2 separate regions of the Homo sapiens genome follow, and region 2 is linked to region 1. The links are chromatin loops, found by intact Hi-C in ENCODE. Cell type or tissue: heart left ventricle. All regions are shown on one strand. Each heading gives the region's core, and the rest is flanking DNA. Links, peaks and the distances in the headings are about the cores only. Region 1 holds the start of ART3 (ADP-ribosyltransferase 3 (inactive)). Region 2 overlaps NAAA (N-acylethanolamine acid amidase).

What was found. Peaks named below come from ENCODE experiments on the same cell type or tissue, not always from the same donor. Only the 100,000 strongest peaks of a DNase experiment are listed, where the experiment ranks them.
Region 2: it touches region 1 in a loop (2.6-fold over the local background); 41 of 110 quality-filtered maps call a loop at or near these places.

What each region holds. Positions count from the first base shown.
Region 1 is chr4:76,070,983-76,077,380 of GRCh38, reverse strand. It overlaps ART3 (ADP-ribosyltransferase 3 (inactive)), which reads right to left and starts at 2,672. Exons shown (of 12, transcript NM_001130016.3): 1 at 2,562-2,672; 2 at 1,423-1,500. The coding sequence starts at 1,491. In heart left ventricle, for the core only: no CTCF peak of the experiment used is centred there; no DNase peak of the experiment used is centred there; H3K4me3 peaks cover 1,234 bases; H3K27ac peaks cover 1,847 bases.
Region 2 is chr4:75,912,598-75,918,995 of GRCh38, reverse strand. It overlaps NAAA (N-acylethanolamine acid amidase), which reads left to right. Exons shown (of 11, transcript NM_014435.4): 9 at 207-235; 10 at 4,011-4,128; 11 at 4,658-5,336. The coding sequence ends at 4,092. Among named protein-coding and RNA genes, the nearest start is that of PPEF2, 13 kb to the right of the region's middle. RefSeq lists an enhancer at 2,869-2,918. In heart left ventricle, for the core only: a CTCF peak has its summit at 2,826; no DNase peak of the experiment used is centred there.

The DNA of each region.
Region 1 (6,398 bases), core at 1,317-3,816:
ATAAAATAGAATATTACTCGGCTATAAGAAAGAATGAAGTACTGATAGGACTCCTGAGAACATTATGCTAAGTGAAAGAAGCCAGACACAAAAGGTCACATATTGTATGATTCCATTTAGGCGAAATATCCAGAATAGGCAAAACCATAGACACAGAAAGTAGACAGTGGTTGCCAGGGAATGGGGGATGGAGAAAATTGGGGCTGACTGCTAATAAGTACAGGGTTTCTTTTTGGGTTGACGGAAATGTTTTGCAATCAGATAGTGGTGATGGTTGCAGAACATAATGAATATACTGAAACCACTGAAGTATACAGCTAAAAATGGTGAATTTTTATGGTATGTAAATTATATTTCAATAAAAAACATACTGCGACACAGGAAACAGGATACACAATGATTCTATAGAAAATGGATTAGAATATTAAATTCAAAAAAGGATAACAGTTTAAGAATTTAAGATATTTTTAAAAAGGCATCTAAAATGGTGCACAAATACCCACAAGTAATGTGGCAGCTAACAACGTGGGGAAAAAAAATCAAGTGAAATATTATATTTTACATAAAAATATGTTACAGGATGCTTAAAGAGTCAATTGCAAATAAAATCATAAAAGTTCTGCCAGAAAAAAAATGTGGGAAAATGGTCATTAATTAAAAAACATGTAATCAAACAATGCAGCATTATCTTATTTGGAGAAAAACATATATTCAGAATATCTGATGACATGCGTGACATGCAGCATAGTATTAACTTAAAATGCAAAGAAAAAATTCTATGTACAGTGTGAACCCATTTTTGTAAATTAAAAACAGTATACACATAGAAAAAAGCCAAGAAGCCTGTATACACCAACAGGTTGGGAATCATTCCCTCTGAGTGGAGGAATTATGAATAATCTTTACTTTCCTCTTTTTGCTTAATTTTAATTTTTTCAACTTTTTACAGTTAATCTGTCACATATTTAAAATGAAAAGAGCTACTTATAATTAATTTACCTATCCTACCTACTTTCATTTCCACCATCAAGCCACACAGATGCCTCAGGTAATGTTATATCAAGAATTTCCATTCCAGGCCAAGCGCGGTGGCTCACGCCTGTAATCCCAGCACTTTGGGAGGTCGAGGTGGGCGGATCATGAGGTCAGGAGATCGAGACCATCCTGGCTAACATGGTGAAAACCCGTCTCTACCAAAAATACAAAAAATTAGCCAGGCGTGGTGGCAGGCGCCTGTAGTCCTAGCTACTGGGGAGGCTGAGGCAGGAAAATGGCATGAACCTGGGAGGCGGAGCTTGCAGTGAGCCGAAATCGAGCCACTGCACTCCAGCAGTCTGGGCGACAGAGAGAGACTCCGTCTCAAAAAAAAAAAAAAACGAATTTCCATTCCAATGACCACATGCTTCCCATTCCCAACATTACCTGGAAAATGTCCACTAGAATCATGGTTGCCAGCAGCATGGTGACTATTTCAAAATGTCCCGTCTTCATTTTTCTCTTCTAAATTAAAATAAAGAAATTTCAATTCAGTAGACTCAAAAAAGAGGTGTAGGGAAGTAGAATAGGATGACACTGCGTATTTTTTCATTTAGAATGTGAGTGGATAGCATGATGGTCAGGAAGTGATTATCAATAAATTCCTAACGGGCTACAAGAGCCATTAGGCTTTATCTAGTGGTCTAATGCTCTCATTCTACAGACGAGGAAACAAAAACACCTTAGAATTTCAGTGATTTGCTCAAGATTAAATCTGTGCATTTCCATACTCCTCCAGACATGTCATCTCTCCCACCACAGTCACTGGGAGTCATATTTTCTTCCCATCTCTAAATCTCCCCTCAGCGTGCACAGGAAATAACACAATCAGACTAAAAAACAGCAGTCTCAAATTGGTCCCCTAGCTCCCAGTTTCTAAGAATTCCCCAGGAATATGTCCATGCACATTATCCATTCTTCTATCCTCTTTGCACATTGTCATGCCCTTTTGAGTGGGACAGAGGAGATGATGAGGTCAGTAGTGGTACAAAGCAGTGGATTGTCAGAGATGGCCCCCTTCCCCCAAATACAATCAAGAGAAGCCCGAGGGTAAAATAAGTGTCTTACATAACTTTCTGAAGGCGGGAACAAGAATAAGAAGGAACTGGGTAGGCAGCAATTCTAAGATTATACAACTATTGGCCGAATGCCTAATATTCATCCCAGTATTTATGATAATGTAACTCAAATGAAGCTTCTATTTTACCCTACCAATCACCATATTCTGGATTCTAAAAATGAGAATGAACAGCACAGGGGAAGGGAGAAGTCTTCCCTTTTATAGATCATTTTGGCCTCAGTTTCCCATATTTCTTCAGAAGCAGTTTTGTTTTGTTTTTACTAAAAATACTAAAATATAGTACCAACATGCTACTTTGTGTTAAACTTCTCTTTCCAAAAAAGATTTGAATATAAGATGATAGATATCTGTCACAAGGCAATATGTTTTAAGCAAGCTTTGATCAGGATTTTCCTAAAAATTGTTCATTTCTTTAGTCTGAGTGTAAATAAGTCAAAAGGTTTACCTGGCTTTTGTGCCTTTGGAGGAAGTTTAAGTGATGCTAGGCCTCAAACTGACTCCCCACTCTCAGTTGTGGTAAGCAAGTCTTCAGGATGGGATGTTGTTGACAGTGAGAGCTGAGACAGGAATGCTTTTCTTTTTATAAACACCCCCAGCAGTAGCTTGGCAGTGGCACACTACGCTACTTGTGTTCTGCTATTTATATCTGGCCCCCCCACACTATGCCTTGGAATCACTGCTGTTAACACTTTAAATCTCCAAGAGGCTTGTAAAGCCATAGCAATTCCCTTTAGCCACACAGCACATTCAGTTCTGAGCCCACAGTTCTGGGCTTCTCTCAGAGAGAAATGACTTCCCATTCCTAATCCTTTGACACTGAGATATCAAACTAAAGCATGGATTTTACTCTAGGCTAAGTGATTCACATAACTAGGGAAACTTGCTCTGTTAATCACTGGCAATGGTGACAGCTATCACCATTCGCTCAACTAGCTTACTATATTTCAGGTACCTCGTCAGGAGTCGGGATACATAAGCAAGTAAAACAAAGTACTAAAAAGCACTCAAAATCTAATAAAAAACATGAATACGCATACTTAACCAAAATACAACATGTTAAGAATCCCAAGTATAGACAAAGTCCAGTGATAACATTAAGGAGGGAAGGATTTGGTAATGCCTGCAACTACAGCTGTCATTTGAGTAACGCATACATGGTAAATATACTGACTGCAATGCTGAGGAACACTTAGGGTTCACTGACTGTGGATTTAAAAAACACAAAAATGTCCAAAGAAATTCACGCATACATACACCAAAATACATTAATAGAATGTTGATAGTAGCACTATTCATAATAACCCCCAAACTGGAAACCAAATATCCATCAACAGTAGAATGGTTAGACTGTAAGTGAAATTTTATATAGCAATGAAAACGAACAAACTCTGACCATATATAACAATGTGGATAAATCTCACAAACAAAATTTTGAGTAAAAAAAGAGATACAAGCATGTTTATACTGTATGATTTAATTTATATCAAGAACAAAATTAGGCAAAACACTTCCAAGGCATGAGAAGTCAGAATAGTGGTCACCCTGGGTAGTAGCTAGTAACTGGAAAGGGCACAGAGGAGCATCTGAGATGTTAGCTGGGTTCTGCTTTTTGCTATGGATGCCAATTACATTGACAAATTCAGTTTGTGAAAATTCAGTGAGCTATATACTTATGATATGTGTTTTTTTTGTACACACATATATTACTTCAAGAAAACATTTTAAATTATCATGAAATACACCTATATTTACAAAATCCAACTCTACTCTTTAGAATAGAGATATGTTCCAACCTTTTCCCACCTCACTGGCTTGGCAATCCAAGATTAAATACACAGCACAGACTCACTCCCAGAAATAATATGATTTTTTAAAAAGCAGGAGTTTGGTTAGAAAGAAAAAAGAAAGTTTGCATGTCTTCAGGCCTTAGGCTCACAACAACCTGCTTTTAAGTTCCAAGCATGTAGGCCTACAGGAAATGAGGTAGAGAAGTTCTCCTGTCGCTGGCCTCCATTCCTGTTTTGTTCCAGTTTTTAACCAAATTTCTTTCATTCATTCATTGAACAAATATTTGAGTCCTTAAAATGTGCTAGGAACTGTTTTAGGTACTAGAGATATACCAGTGAACGAAATGGATAAATATCTTGCCTTTGTGAAGTTTATATTCTTGTGAGGGAAGGCAGTCAAATAACTAAAATAAGTACGTAAATTATGCAAGTATGTTAGAATGTAGTGAGTGCTATGGTTTTGGCTTTTGTTTATAAGTAGCACAAAGGAGACTAGGAGCGCATGGAGTGTTTGCAATTTAAATTGGATTGTTAGGGAAGACTCACTGAAAGGTGGTATTTGAGCAAAGACTTGAAAGAGATCAGCCATGAAGACTGTGGCAGTCAAACACAGTGAACAGCACGTACTAAAGCCCTGAGACAAGAATATGCCTACTTTTGTTTGAGGAATAGTAAGCAGGCCAATATGGTTGGAACATTAGAGTAGTACAAGATAAGGTCAGAGATGTAAGGGGGTGGTGGGAAGACCATGTCAATCTCTGCAGGCCACTGTAAGAACACTGGCTTTCACTCTAAGAGAAAAGGAGCAAATCACAGGTTTTAAAAAGAGGTATAACATGATCTGATTTATTTTTTAAGAGGATCACTCTGGCTGTTATGCTGAGAATGGTCTGTAGGGTGAATGTAAGAAGACTAAATGACAGGTTATTATAATAATGCAAGCAGAGATTATGGTGGCTTGAATCAGGAAGGCAGCATTAAACGTAATGAGAAGTAGATGTGTGTGTATGTGTGTTGTTGCTGTTGCTGAGGTGGTATGAAGTGGATGTCTGAGTGTATGTTTATGTTGTTGCTTTGTTGTTTCTTTGGTTGTTAGAAACAGGCCATTTTTATTTGAGCCTGTTAAAAATCCGACTTTTGTAGATTAGACACAGTATTTCCTGATACGATAAGGAAAAGCATTTGTGGGTTCTAAAAGTCTACTGTATTTTCAAAAATGTAATAACTCACAAAAAAGTAAATGGAAATGATCTATAAAGATATCAATTTATTATACAGTTAAAGTGTTTGTAATCTCAGAGATTTGGAAGCCAGGGCAGGAGGATGGCTTGAAGCCAGGAGTCCTAGCCTGGGCAACACAGGGAGACCTTGTCTCTACAAAAAAATTTTAAAAATTAGCCAGGTGCAGTGGCACATGTCGGTAGTCCTAGCTACTTGGGAGGCTAAGACAGGAAGATCTCTTGAGCCCAGGAGTTGCAGATTACAGTGAGCTATGATGGTGCCACTGCACCCCAGCCTGGTCAACAGAGTAAGACCCTGTCTCAAAAACAAAAACAAAAACAAAAAAAAATGTTTAGACTTAAATGCAGGATATAATTTGAAGATTGAGGCAATAGGATGTACTGACAAACTAGATGTGGGCTGCAAGAAAAAGAGGGGAGTAAAGAATAGTTCCAAGATTTTTAGCTTGAATAGCTGGAAGGATGGAGTTGTCATTGATTGACATGGAGAAGACCGTGTGTGGAAAAAGTATCCTGGAACTCAAGTGAAGAAAATACTTACAAAAGAAAGGAAAGATCAAATGTGTTAAAAGCTTCTGATAGGTCAAGTAAGATGAGGACTGAGAACTGACCATTGGATTTAGCAATGTGGAGGATATTGAAAGTTTTGTTTAAGAGCAGGTCTGATAGAAGAGTGGAGATGAAAGCCTGGTTAGAATGGCCTAAGAAAGAATGAAAAGAGGAATTGGAGACATTGGAGATGGTTAATATCTTCAACTCTTTCAAGGAGTTTTTCTATAAAGGACATAAAAGGAATGAGGCAGTATAGCTTGATGGTGGGACCAGGGAAAAGGTAAAGAAGAGAGTCCAAGAATTTTTTTTTTTTTTTTGAGATGGAGTCTCGCTCTGTCACACAGGCTGGAGTGCAGTGGCACGATCTCAGCTCACTGCAGCCTCCGCCTCCCTATCTCGGCTCACTGCAGCCTCTGCCTCCCCAGTTCAAGCGATTCTCCTGCCTCAGATTCCAGAGTAGCTGCCCACTACCAAGCCTGGCTAATTTTTGTATTTTTACTAGAGACGGGGTTTCACCATGTTGGCCAGGCTGGTCTTGAATTCTTGGCCTCAAATGATCCGCCTGCCTTGGCCTTCCAAAGTGCTGAGATTATAGGCATGAGCCACTGTGCTTGGTCAGAAATATTTTTAAAGACAGAAAAAAACCAGCATGTTGGATATGATCTAGTAGATAGAGGAAAAAACTAATAATATAGCAAAGAG
Region 2 (6,398 bases), core at 1,269-3,768, 160 kb after region 1:
TTTTTTTTCTTTTTTAGTAAAGACAGGGTCTCTCTATGTTGCCCAGGCTGGTCTTGAACTCCTGGGCTTGAGTAATCCTCCCACGTCGGCTTCCCAAAGTGCTGGGATTACAGGCCTGAGCCACTGCACCCGGCCCTCCATAGATATTCTATGTGTATTTCTTCTACCATGTAATCTTCTCTATAAAATGACTTTTTCCTATGCAGATTTTGTCGGTGGTTCCAGTTTATAACAAGTAAGTGGCTTGTTAAACATGTCTGTTCACACATCACTCCAGAACAGTGAACTCACTCACGTACTGTTTGGCTCAGCAAGGATCTGAGGGCTCCTGTAACCAGGCTGTGGGGGCACTCCTGTGGGGGCACTCCTGTGGGTACAGCTGCGAGCAAAACAAAGTCTCTGCTCTCATGGGACTAATATGGGTGGGGTGGGGGTGGTGGTGATAAACAAATATAAATCAGGTGAGAAGTCCATGAAGAAATCCAAAGGTAAAAAGAATAGAGTGACCCTGAAGGAGGCTCTGGGAATTTTTTTTTTTCTTGAGCCAGAGTCTCGCTCTGTCACCCAGGCTGGAGTGCAGTGGCGCAATCTCGGCTCACTGCAAGCTCTGCCTCCCAGGTTCACACCATTCTCCTGCCTCAGCCTCCCAAGTGGCTGGGACTACAGGCTCGTGCCACCACGCCCAGCTAATTTTTTGTATTTTTTAAGTAGGGACAGGGTTTCACCGTTTTAGCCAGGATGGCCTTGATCTCCTGACCTCATGATCTGCCCACCTCGGCCTCCCAAATTGCTGGGATTACAGGAGTGAGCCACTGCGCCCGGCCAGCTCTGGGAATCTTAAATTCAAACTTGGCCTTCCATAGTGTTGTCAAACTAGAAGGAAAAACACTTTGACTGGCTGACCTCTTGATTCCTACATTTGAAATATTCTGGCAGTGAGGTGTTCATCCTAACTCAGTCAGGTAGCTGTGGACAGCCTTCACCTGTTAGGAGCTCCTTAGAAATAAATTCTGAATACCTTTGGTTTTCTTTTATCCTCCGGAGGAATTTCCACTATCTCCGAAGCTGTTCCTTGTTCCACTGACAATTCGCTTAGTTAATGTTCTTTTTTAGCCTGTACCCTTGATAGCAGCATTCTGTGAGCAATGGTTTCTCTAGTGTATAGCCTAGGATTTTACTCACATTCTTTTTAATTTCTTTTTCTTTTTTTTTTTTTTTTAAGTGAAAGCAGGCCAGGTGCGGTGGCTCACGCCTGTAATCCCAGCCCTTTGGGAGGCCAAGGCGGGTGGATCACTTGAGGTCAGGAGTTCAAGACCAGCCTGGCCAACATGGTGAAACCTCGTCTCTACTAAAAATACAAAAATCAACCAGGCATGACGGTGCACGCCTGTTATCACAGCTACTTGGGAAGCAGCGGCTGGAGAATTGCTTGAACCTGGGAAGTCGAGGCTGCAAGTGAGCTGAGATCATGCCATGGCAGTCTAGCCTGGGCAACAGAGCGAGACTCTGTTTCAAAAAAAAAAAGAAAAGAAAACTAATTAGTCAGTATTCTGCTACTCAAACAAATGAGCTATTTGGATAACAAAGCATACCCAGTGGTCTGCTAGTAAACCAGCTCTTTGTGTGGGAAGGGACAAATGAAAAAATTCCCAAATTTGTAGCATTTGTTGACTTCCATGGTGTGAATACTCCCACATGGCTGATTTCAGGCTTATAGTTGGCTCATACACTTCCTGCATATTTAATAATTGGCCCTCACCAGACTGTAGGAGCTAGCTCCAATGCACTATTGACTGTACCCTTCATAGCGGGGCACAATGTTGCCCTTTTAATAGTCATTTTTTAAATGGGGGTTAATAAACTACTTTTGTGTTCTTATAGTTTTTTTAGGTAATTATAGAAGTGATGAATATATCTGGCTGGGCGCAGTGGCTCACATCTGTAATCCTAGTACTTTGGAAGCCGAGGCGGGTGGATCACTTGAGGTCAGGAGTTCGAGACCAGCCTGGCCAACATGGTGAAACCTCATCTCTACTAAAAATACAAAAATTAGCCAGGCGTCATGGTGCGTGCCTGTAATCCCAGCTACTTGGGAGGTGGAGGCAGGAAAATCACTCGAATCCGGGAGACAGAGGTTGCAGTGAGCTGAGATTGCACTCCAGCCTGGGCGACAGAGGGAGACTCCGTCTTAAAAAAAAAAAAAAAAAAAAAAAAAAAGAAGTGATGAATATATCTTTTAAAAATTAGTATTATAATAAAATAGTTACATTTATTTTAATAAAACAAAGCATTTTCTCTGCTTTGAACAGCCCTCATAATTTTACATGGTGGCAGTGGCCAGTTGGCTGTATTATAATTGAGTTAAGCATTCTCCAGTTGTTAGATTTTCCTCTATTAAAACTCTGAAATAAACATATTCGTTTGCCTCTCCCCTGCTTACTTTCAGATTATTTCCCTTGGCTGAATTCCCAGAAGTAGGATTACTGAGTTAACAGTTATGAATGTTTAAATGGTTTCTGAAATGGTTTGGTCAAAATAAAATTGTTAGAAATTATAAACAGTTTACCAAGTAGTGTTTTTCTCTGTTGTATACTTGAAAATTCAAGAGAAACTGCTTTTAAGTGACAATCACCATGGAGCCAGAATTAACACAGACTTCTGACTCTCAGGCCCTTTACATGTAATGATTAACCTCAACTGAGGCTGTTCAGTTGTATTAGGTTAATAGAAATAAGTGTAGCTGTATCTGAAAAAAAGAAAAAGAAACAACAAAAAAGTAGTCTGAACAAAGGCAGTTAGCTCTATGCTGCCCCTTTGTGCCATGCTGCAAAATTACACCCACCTGCAATACATCTCCATCCTCTGCTGTGGCTCATCAGTAGAGAAAATACTAAAACAGTAATGGAGAGCAGAACTATGACTAAAGTAAACGAGCAATTAAGGTCCTGTTCAGGGAACCTCCATTACCCTTGGACGAGCTCTGCACTTGCTTACAGTGCTGTCTTTAACTGGGTGTATGATTTAGCTGTGGACCCAGTGCTACTAATTCTGCCTGTTTCTGAACAACCCAGCTCCGATATTTTGCACATGCACCTCAACTGGATTCCAAGACAAATGTGTGTACATGTGGGCACATGTGCTCAAGTTGTTTAGGTCTCTTGTTATACGGAATGTGTAATCAATGACACTATACTTTTCATCCTTAGATCTGGGCAAGGTGGAGGGGCGGGGCAGGTGCCTTGATCCTGGAGCTTTAGAGGCCCTCCTCTGGAATTCCTCTAGTTGTGATACCACCCCCCCAAAGCATGGTGTAAGGAATCTGCTGGACCAAGGGCATTTGCCCACCTGGAGTCTGCCCAAGTACCCAGGACCCTGTAATTCTCAGCCTGAACAGCCCCACCTCCACTTCCAGGGTTTGTGTTTTCCTCTTCCCTGGGTGATATTCTCCTGATGGTGGTGCATGGCCACTGAGAGAGAGCACAGGGGCAGGTGCTTGCTGGGGAATGTGAAGGCGGTGATGTCACATGTGTGCAAGTAAGGCCCTTGTGGGTAGGACAGAGCCAGGGTGAGGGCCAAGGCTTGGTCTCCCCCACTGCCTTGGGGTAGAGCTCTGAGGAGTCTTGAGATTTTATTTATTTATTTTTTATGAGACAGAGTCTCACTCTGTTGCCCAGGCTGGAGTGCAGTGGCGCAATCTCAGCTCAGTGCAACCTCTGCCTCCCAAGTTTAAGCAATTCTCCTGCCTCAGCCTCCCTAGTAGCTGGGATTTCAGGCACCACCACACCCAGCTAATTAAGTCTGAGAATTTTAAGTTCCAACTTGGCCTTCCACAGTGTTGTCAAAATAGGAGGAAAGTGCACTTTGACCTCTTGATTCATAGATTTAAAATATTCTGGCATAAAGGGCCTTGTCCCAGATCTCAAGTGTTAGGGAAGCACTTGGTCATTTTCTTCCCTTTCTGGCATATTAGAGAAAATGATGTGTACATAAAATTTCCTCATAATTTTCAGCTTCACAATTTATACTACGGTAATGAGCGCCGGTAGCCCAGACAAGTACATGACTAGGATCAGAAACCCGAGTAGAAAGTAAGTCAGCAGAAGAGCGAGTTCGCCCGTGCTGTGAAAGGTTTGTTGTTACTGTTTTGTGGAGAGGGGGTGAGGTGGGTGTGTGCTGGTATTTCTTACAGAGGGTGGTAACATCCTTAAAATGTATACATATATAATATTTTCTGACAAGCATCTGGCATTGTCATTTGTGTCAGATTGTCATCATTAGATATTTTATTTGGAATTGTTTGTATGAAAACCAATCTTCGGCGGGGCGTGATGGCTCATGACTGTAATTTCAGCACTTTGAGAGGCAGAGGCAGGCAGATCACTTGAGGTCAGGAGTTCAAGACCAGCCTGGCCAACATGGTGAAACCCCATCTCTACTAAAACTACAAAAAAACTGTTAGCCAGGTGTGGTGGTGGGTACCCAAAATCCCGACTACTCAGGAGCTGAGGTAGGAGAATCACTTGAACTCGGGAGGTGGAGTTTGTAGTGAGCTGAGATCACACCACTGCACTCCAGCCTGGGAAACAGAGTGAGACTCCATTAAAAAAAAAAAAAAAATCAGTCTTTGAATTAAATGCGTTTTTTTCTTCCCTTACAGATGATTTTTTAAAAAATGAAATTCTTGAAGAGCTGCACCTTAAAAAATAAGACAAAGTGAAAGTATTGTATTATGTTACAAACAATGCAGGCTCCTTCCTCATTTAACTTTACAACCTTGCGAAGTGGGTCCAGGAGATTTGGAGTTTGTGGTAAAGCCAGTAATGGGCATTGTCCTGCATTCCCTTCCCTTCATGGTTTGCCTCGATCCTCTCTAAGCTTCTATCCTGGCCTGAATAACTCAAAGATAATTGGTCTCAGAGATCAAGCCATATCCTCAGGCCTTATTTCCATCTTCTCATGATTCTGCCATCATACCTTTGCTTCTCCGCTAATGAAATGAGCTGGCAAGACCTCTGTTCATTGTGAAGTGCTTCTGAAAGAGCCTAAGAAAAAAGGCTCATCTGAAAGAAATGGAGAACTCTATTTCGAACCAAGCCTGTTTGAATGTGTGTTAGTCTGATCTTTGATCATGTGTTTCCATGTAATGGGAGTCTCGTTTTTTATAATGTTTCTAACGTTTTATTGAAAAACCTATGGCCCTCCTTCTTTCTCAATAGCTACTTTCTTACTGCTTTTTGAAAATAATATGCAACCAAATTATTTCTTAATGTCACATAATTAAGTAATAAAATGTCAAAAGAAATGTTGGCAAGGAGAATAAAAAAATTTCCAAGAAACTTAGCGTTATGCTCTCCCTGCTTTCTTTACCTCCGAAGTCTTATGGTTCTGAACTGCTGTCCTGAGAAAGCAACTCTCTTAGTTGTGATGTTATTTAAGTGTCAGCATTCAAGGGAATGAACAGCTGCTTGGTAGAGTTTGATTTTTCACATGTGCATGAAAGAAATGTCCTTGAGGATGAAGTCAGAAAAGGTTAAAAGTGTAAACGAAAATGTGCCTGAAGCAGCACTCAGTCCATGAGAGAGTTATTTTGCCAAGGCTAAGGATGTGCCCGGGAAAAAGAAACACCAGTCACAGGAGGACCTGTCCTGTGCTTTTCCCAAAGAGGGTTTGAGGAACTTCGGTATTTAAAGGGGAAAGAGCAAGCAGGAGCGGGGGATAAAAAGAGGGTAGACAGTGAGGCAAATGGTTACATTCTTGTGAGCTCTTATTATTGGTGCTCAGTGAATCTACATTTAGCACATGAAAACAAGGGAATGGAGGGAAAGTCAATGATGCATTTATCTCGTGCTCAGTAAATCTACATTTTACATAAGATAAAGCAACCGTGTGAAATTACAGCTATGTTTGGGAACAAAAGGAAGGCAGTTTTGGAGTGTCTCGGTTCCCAGGCTTAACTTTTCCTTTGGCATAGTGAGTAGAATGTCTAGAAGGAAGTGTTATCCAGGTACAGAACATCGCTCCCCTGACATACTGCAGACGTCTCTAGTGGCCCAGAATATTCGTGTTTCTTCTTGGACAGTGTCGTATAAATACCGTTTAATTTTCATCATCCAATGCCCTTTTAAAAATCAAATATGAGAAGTAGTTTACTCATGCCAGCTGTATCACACATCACACAGCCATTGAAACTAGAAATTTCTACTCATTAGTCTTTTTTTTTTTGAGACAGGGTCTTGTTCCACCACCCAAACTGGAGTGCAGTGGTGCAATCTCGGCCCACTGCAAACTCTGCCTCCAGGGTTCAAGCGATTCTTGTGTCTCAGCCTCCTGAGTAGCTGAGATTACCGGCATGTGCCACTATGCCCAGCTTATTCTGTATTTTTAGTAGAAATGGGCTT